2 separate regions of the Homo sapiens genome follow, and region 1 is linked to region 2. The links are chromatin loops, found by intact Hi-C in ENCODE. Cell type or tissue: heart left ventricle. All regions are shown on one strand.

Region 1 (4,000 bases), 230 kb before region 2:
TTTGAGCTTGGTAATGGGTATGAGCGCACAAGAATACAGAGTCCAGTGCAACCATTTAAAAGGGGAGGGTTGCAGAGTCAGAGAGTAGCTCAGAGACACAGCACAGCTGAGTGAATGTGGACGTTCACTTGAACACAAACACACAGAAACCAATTAGTTGGCTGATTTTCTCGAATACACACACATAGAAACCAATTAGTCGGCTGATTTTCTCGAATACACACATAGAAACCAATTAGTTGGCTGATTTTCTTGAATACACACACAGAAACCAATTAGTTGGCTGATTTTGTTGAATACAGGTGAATGTAGGGTTTATACAAGAAAAAGAGGAGAAAGGAGAGAAGCACCACAGCTCCTCTTGAAACAGTGAGTCTTTTTTTCTCCTGTAGGTAAGTTGCTTGGCTAGAGTTTGCCACAAGCATATGTCTGGGCACTGCCCTGAATGGGCTGGCTGAGCTCACTGGGAAACTATTTAATTATGTATAGTTTCCCCCAAAAAACTTAAGTCTGCAATGCTTGCAAAGTGCAGGTTGTGTCTGCACCGTTTTTTATCATTATAATTCTTCAGAAATTAACATAACCTTTCAATTTTCACTAAAGTGTACAACCAAAGCAACAGAACAGAATTCAGCATTCTTTTATTTCTCAAAAACAAAGCAATTTCCAATTGTTTAAGGGTAGTAATATAGTTTGTATTTATGTCCTCGTCAAAATTTACGTTGAAATGTAATTCCCAATATTGGAGGTGGGGCCTGGTGGGAGGTTATTGGATCATGAGGATGGATTTCTCATGAATGGTTTAGCACCACGGCCTTGGTGCTGTCCTCCCTATTATGAGTTCTCCCCTGATAAGGTTTTAAAAAGTGTGTGGCACCCCCCGCCTTCTTGCTCCCACCTTCGCCATGTGATGTGCCTGCTCCCTCTTTGCCTTCTGCCGTGATTGGAAGCTTCCTGAAGCCTCGCCAGAAGCAGAAGCTGGCGGTATGCTTCCTGCACAGCCTGCAGAGCCATGAGCCAATTAAGCCTCTTTTCTTATCAATTACCCAGCCTCAGGTATTTCTTTTCTTTTCTTTTCTTTCTTTTTTTTTTGAGATAGAGTCTGGCTCTGTCGCCCAGGCTGGAGTGCAGTGGCATGATCTCTGCTCACTGCAACCTCTGCCTCCTGGGTTCAAGAGATTCTCCTGCCTCAGCCTCCTGAGTAGCTGGGATTACAGGTGCACGCCACCACACCTGGCTAATTTTTGTATATATTTTTTTACATTTTATTTATTATACTTTAAGTTCTAGGGTACATGTGCACAACATGCAGGTTTGTTACATATGTATACATGTGCCATGTTGGTGTGCTGCACCCATTAACTCGTCATTTACATTAGGTATATCTCCTAATTCTATCCCTCCCCCCTCCCCCCACCCCACGACAGGCCCCAGTGTGTGATGTTCCCCTTCCTGTGTCCAAGTGTTCTCATTGTTCAATTCCCACCTATGAGTGAGAACATGCGGTGTTTGGTTTTCTGTCCTTGCGACAGTTTGCTCAGAATGATGGTTTCTAGCTTCATCCATGTCCCTACAAAGGACATGAACTCATCCTTTTTTATGGCTGCATAGTATTCCATGGTGTATATGTGCCACATTTTCTTAATCCAGTCTATCATTGATGGACATTTGGGTTGGTTCCAAGTCTTTGCTATTGTGAATAGTGCCACAATAAACATATGTGTGCCTGTGTATTTATAGCAGCATGATTTATAGTCCTTTGGGTATATGCCCAGTAATGGGCTGGCTGGGTCAAATAGTATTTCTAGTTCTAGATCCTTGAGGAATAGCCACACTGTCTTCAACAATGGTTGAACTAGCTTATAGTCCCACCAACAGTATAAAAGTGTTCTGTTTCTCTACATCCTCTCCAGCACCTGTTGTTTAAGCATTCCTATACACCAATAACAGACAAACAGAGAGCCAAATCATGACTGAACTCCCATTCACAATTGCTTCAAAGAGAATAAAATACCTAGGAATCCAACTTACAAGGGATGTGAAGGACCTCTTCGAGGAGAACTACAAACCACTGCTCAATGAAATAAAAGAGGACACAAACAAATGGAAGAACATTCCATGCTCATGAATAGGAAGAATTAATATTGTGAAAATGGCCATACTGCCCAAGGTAATTTATAGATTCAATGCCATCCCCATCAAGCTACCAATGCCTTTCTTCACAGAATTGGAAAAAACTACTTTAAAGTTCATATGGAACCAAAAAGGAGCCCGCGTCACCAAGTCAATCCTAAGCCAAAATAACAAAGCTGGAGGCATCACACTACCTGACTTCAAACTATACTACAAGGCTACAGTGACCAAAACAGCATGGTACTGGTACCAAAACAGAGATATAGACCAATGGAACAGAACAGAGCCCTCAGAAATAATGCCACATATCTACAACCATCTGATCTTTGACAAACCTGACAAAAACAAGAAATGGGGAAAAGATTCCCTATTTAATAAATGGTGCTAGGAAAACTGGCTAGCCATATGTAGAAAGCTGAAACTGGATCCTTTCCTTACATCTTATACAAAAATTAATTCAAGATGGATTAAAGACTTAAATGTTAGACCTAAAACCATAAAAACTCTAGAAGAAAACCTGGGCATTACCATTCAGGACATAGGCATGGGCAAGGACTTCATGTCTAAAACACCAAAAGCAATGGCAGCAAAAGCCAAAATTGACAAATGGGATCTAATTAAACTAAAGAGCTTCTGCACAGCAAAAGAAACTACCATCAGAGTGAACAGGCAACCTAGAGAACGGGAGAAAATTTTTACCATCTACCCATCTGACAAAGGGCTAATATCCAGAATCTACAAAGAACTTAAACAAATTTACAAGAAATAATTTTTGTAGTTTTAGTAGAGATGGGGTTTCACCATGTTGATCAGGTTTGTCTCGAACTCCTGACCTCATGATCCACCTGCCTCAGCCTCCCAAAGTGCTGGGAATACAGGCATGAGCCACTGCACCCGGCCGGTTTTAGGAGTTTCTATTGACATGTCCTCAAGCGCAGTGACTCTTTTCTCAGCTGTGTCCAGTTTATTAATGAGACCAAAGGCATTCTCCATTTCAGTTAGTGTTTGAACTCTAGCATTTCTTTCTGATTTTTTTCGTAGAATTTTCATGTCTGTGTACATCACCATCTGTTCTTGCATGCTGTCCACATTTTCCATAAGAGCCTTGGCATATCATTCATAGTTGTTTTAAATTCATGGTCTGTTAATTGTACCATCCCTGACATATCTGAATTTGGTTCTAATGCTTGCTCTGTCTCTCTAAACTGTGCTTTTTGCTTTTTAATGTGCCTTGTAATTTTTGTTGTTGCTGAACAACAAAATGATGTACTACTAGATAAAAGGAACTCTGGTAAATAGGCTTTTAGTGATGTGGCATTAAAGTGGGGGACGAGGAGTGTTCTATAGCTTTATGGTTGGGTCTCAGTCGAGGAGTGTTCTGTAGCTTTATGGTTGGGTCTCAGTCTATTTTTTTTTTTTTTTCTGAGATGGAGTCTTGTTCTGGAATGCAGTGGTGCAATCTCAGCTCACTGCAACCTCCACCTCCCAGGCTCAAGTGATTCTCCTGCCTCAGCCTCCCGAGTATCTGGGACTACAGGCATGTGCAACCATGCCTGGCTAATTTTTGTATTTTTAGTGGAGACAGGGTTTTGCCATTTTGGCCAGGCTGGTCTTGAACTCCTGATCTCAGGTGATCCACCTGCCTCGGCCTCCCAAATTGCTGGGATTACAGTTGTGAGCCACTGGGACCACCCAGGTGTCAGACTTTTAGTGAGCCTGTGCCCTTGGGCTATGAACTTTACCACTGGTTTTCAGTTTCTTCCCACTCTTAGGTGGGACAGGAGGGCTAGACGGGGCTGGAGTTGGGTATTTCTCTTCCCCCAGGTCATTTAGCCTCTGGTAAAGTAGTTTTTCTTGAGGACAGGCC
Region 2 (4,000 bases):
AATATCCACGAGATCTTCTAAGCCCTGGCCTCCTTTGCAGTTAGAACGGAGCTGTGTGACCTGGTTCTGGCCAAAGAGAGGTGGTTGTAAATGACGTAATTGCACTTCTGGGCCTAGCCCTTAAAGCATCCCATGGGGTCTTCCAGCCTTCTCTTCTCTACAGTGGCAATTCTGAAGGCCACACATTCCAGATATTATGGCTGCAAGACAGAAGAGAGCAAACTGACTTACAATGAAGTTTACGTGAAGAACAAATAAACCTTCTTGTCTTAGGCCACCGGGAGGGAGGGTGTATTTGTTACTGCAACCTCGTCTAACTATGCTGACTACACCATTGCGCTTTTCTAGCATTGCTGGGTCTTTGAGGTATTCCATGTGTCCTCCAGGGCCAGTCCAGATTGTGTGTGTCTACACTGCTGTCACCTCCAGTTTAGTAACAGTGCTTTGTACTCGGGACCCTGGTGCGCACCACACAGGCAGATATGAACGTAAGCCTTTCTTGTAATTTTCCCTTAGTCCAGTCACAACCAGACCATCATGCTTCAGAAGAGCTATTGTTCGGAGAATAACCTGCCACAGGCTACCTTCCACACCCACAGACCCTGGGCAGTCCCGTGGGGCCCCTACGGGGCACTCCCTGCCAGCTCCTGACCTGCTCCCTCAGTGTTTCTCTGGACTCCGACACAGCCAGACCCAGAGAGAGGGAGGGGTCAACCACTGACCCAGCTAAGGCTGCACTTTTCAAGTCCTCAGATCCCGCCCCAACATCTTCCGCTTCCCAGGGAGATAGAGAAAGGTGATCCACTCCCCTCAGGAAGACACGGTACCTCCGGGAGTGTGACCACAGCAACACCAATCATGAAAACTCAGATAGTGCATACTGTATGGCGTCATAAGATCTGAGCCTCAAGACTGCCCAGCTGTGAGTCCTGGGACAGTTTTCTTACCCTCTCTGTTCCCCCATCTGTAAAATGGGGATGTATGCAGTGCTGTCATCAATGGGTTATTGACAAGATTCAATATATCAATATGTATGTTCTAAGTGCCTTACATATGCTAATTTAATTTTCACAACTCTGTGAAGTAGGTATTATTATTACCTATATTCCAGATGAGGGAGCAGAGACCAAAGATTACACAACTGCCCAGTCCCATAAGAAACCCAGAGCCCAACACAGATTCAAGAAAATACCTTGGAGCAGGTGCCATTTTTCACCAACTCTCCGTCCAAATTAGGGAAAGACAGCTCCTTTGATTTTCTCCTTTCCCAAGGTCTTATGAAACTGTGAGTTAATCCATGTGTACAAGAGGACATCCAGTTCTCTTTCTTTTAAAACAAAAATTTCCTCCTCCTGCCAAGTTGGCAGAGGCTTGTAAGGGTGGTGTCCTAACAGCCTCCTGTTTGGTCTTGGCACTCTGTGGCTTGTGAACAACAACCAGAGATGAATATATCTACAGGAGGAGAACAAGCAGCTGGGCTTGAACCAGCAGGTGCCCAGGCCAGAGCATTTCAAAGATGTCAAAGATCACAGCCTCAAAACTACCAGCTGTGTGTCCTGGGACAATTTGCTTTCCCTCTCTGTTTCCCCTTCTGTAGAACAGGTATATGTATGTGCATATATATATATATATATATATATATATATATATATATATACACACACACACACACACACACACAGTGCCTTCATCAAAGGGCTGTTGAGAAGATTCAATGTATCTATATATATAAAGCATTTAGAAGAGTGCTTGGCACAAAATAAGCCCCATAAAATTTCTCGCTGTTGTTGATTATCATTTTAGATGTAAGTGTCAGTCAGAACTCCTGACACAGACATCTCCCTTTCCACAGGACCCAGAAATGATAACAGTAGGAGGCTGCTTGCTCCTTCTAGACCTTTTCCCAGGGACTGTGGGTTATCCCTTAAGAGCCTCTGGTAACAGGTTTCTCCAGATTCATCCCACGGTCCCTTCCAGCTCAACAGCGCCACCTGCCACACAGATTTTACACATCCATGTAAAGCTTGAGGGATGAAAGGAAATTGTTGGTGTTAAAGGGCAAGCAGGAAAGAGAACAGCAATTGATGGCCAATTCAAAAGGTGAACTTCTTTAATAAAGAATGTGTTCCCACAATGGACACAAACTCTACAAAAGGTACCGAAAGACTTGATGTAAGGACAGGACAGGCAGTCCCTGGGAGAGATGGCTCAATTGGGTGACACACATGATAGAAGGGTAAAGAAAATTAAACAACCAGACACTATTTGCTGCCTACAAATTTAGAGAAAAAACAAACCTGCCACAACCCAATCCTGGGGAGGTGAGTGAGTAAAGAGCTTTTACTTATAGTTGGAAACTTTATAAATTGAAATACTCCTTCTTGAAGTAGTAGTTTAGCAATCTGATGCAATTTAGGATTATTTATGTTTACATATAATTTTTGAATAAATACTATATTCTCGTGGTTCAAAATGCAGGAGTATAAAGACGATATGCACTGAAAATTCTCCTTCCCACCCTTCTCTTCCAGCCACCCAGGTGCCTCCTCACCGACAGCCCCGGTTAGTGGTTTCTGGTGTGAACTTTCAGGAACATTTTTATGAACATACACAAATATGTACACATTCATTTCACCCTTTCTTATGCAAATTATAACATAGCTTGGCACATTGATTTCTTTATTTCACATGCATCTTGGAGATTTTCCCATACCATTTTATAAAGAGGCCCCTCTTCCTTTTTTATGGCTGAAAGTAGTACATTGCATGCTGTTATGGGTTGAACTGTGTTCCCCCAAAATTCGTATGTTGAAGTCCTAACCCCAGATACTTCCTAATGTGACCTTATTTGGAAACAGAGTCATTGCAGATGTATTTAGTTAAGCCGAGGTCATGCTGGAGTGAGTAGTTTAGGGCCCTAATCCGATATAACTGGTCTCCTTAAAAAAGGGAGAAATTTGCACACAGGCATGCATGCAGTGAGAAGGCTGTGTGTGATGGTAAAGGCAGAGACTGGGTGCTGTGTCCACAAGCCAAGTGTAGCAGGACAAGTCGCAGACAAAACTCCTCAGACACCGGATTAAAGAAGGAAGAGGTTTTTATTCGGCCGGGAGCATCGGCAGACTCACGTCTTAAGAGCCGAGCTCCCCGAAAAAGAAATTCCTAGCCCTTTTAAGGGCTTACAACTCTAAGGGGTTCACGTGAAAGGGTCATAATAGATCAAGTAAGCGTGAGGAACGTGACTGGGGGCTACACACATCAGCTAACAGAACAAAAAGTTTTACAGTGCTTTCTCACACAATGTCTGGAGTTTACAGATAACACCAGTAGTTTTGGTCAGGGGTTATTATTATTATTATTATTATTATTATTATTATTATTATTTTAACCACCAGGGCCAGGTGGTGGCGCCAAGGTCGTCTCGCTATCTTCTGTTTCTTTCCAACTCTGTGCTTTCTCCCTTTTCTCCTGTCTTATAAACTAGGGAAAAGGGGAGGTTGGGGAGAAGCTGGGAAGGACAACAGGAGAAGTGGTGGTCTCCGTCCAAAGGAACACCAAGGATTTCCATCAAACCACCAGCAGCTAGGTACAAAACGTGGAACCGATTCTCCCTCACAGCCTCAGAAGGAACCAAACTTGCTGACACCTTGATCTCAGACATCTAGCCTCCAAAACTGTGAGACAATAACTTGTTCCTATTTAAGCCACATTGTGTGGGGTACTTTCTTACAGCAGCCCTGGAAAACTAATACACGTGAATGTACAATAATTTATGTAATCACGTCTTTAGTTTGGACCTTTAGGTTTTCTCCATCTTTTACTTTAGACACACTATTGTGAATAACCTTTTCACACACCATTTCATGAGTGTGTGACTATACCAGCAGGGTAGACTCGTAGAGGAGAATTGCTGCGGCAAAGAGTACGTGCACGTCCATCCACACCGCACGCTGCCTTCCCTGGAGGTGAGGTCCGTCAACACCCCACCAGCGGGGAAGAG

The links. A loop is a pair of places that touch in the nucleus more often than their neighbours do. Peaks named below come from ENCODE experiments on the same cell type or tissue, not always from the same donor. Only the 100,000 strongest peaks of a DNase experiment are listed, where the experiment ranks them.
Region 1: a loop joins it to region 2, with 2.9 times the contacts of the local background. A loop is called at or near these places in 7 of 110 quality-filtered maps.

Annotation. Positions count from the first base shown.
Region 1 is chr5:181,092,979-181,096,978 of GRCh38, reverse strand. No RefSeq gene overlaps it. Among named protein-coding and RNA genes, the nearest start is that of TRV-CAC1-2, 2.1 kb to the left of the region's middle. In heart left ventricle, no CTCF peak of the experiment used is centred here; no DNase peak of the experiment used is centred here; H3K27me3 peaks cover 1,090 bases.
Region 2 is chr5:180,867,162-180,871,161 of GRCh38, reverse strand. It overlaps LOC124901155 (a long non-coding RNA gene), which reads right to left and starts at 1,388. Exons shown (of 2, transcript XR_007059089.1): 1 at 1,193-1,388; 2 at 1-200. In heart left ventricle, a CTCF peak has its summit at 1,991; a DNase peak (open chromatin) is centred at 1,981.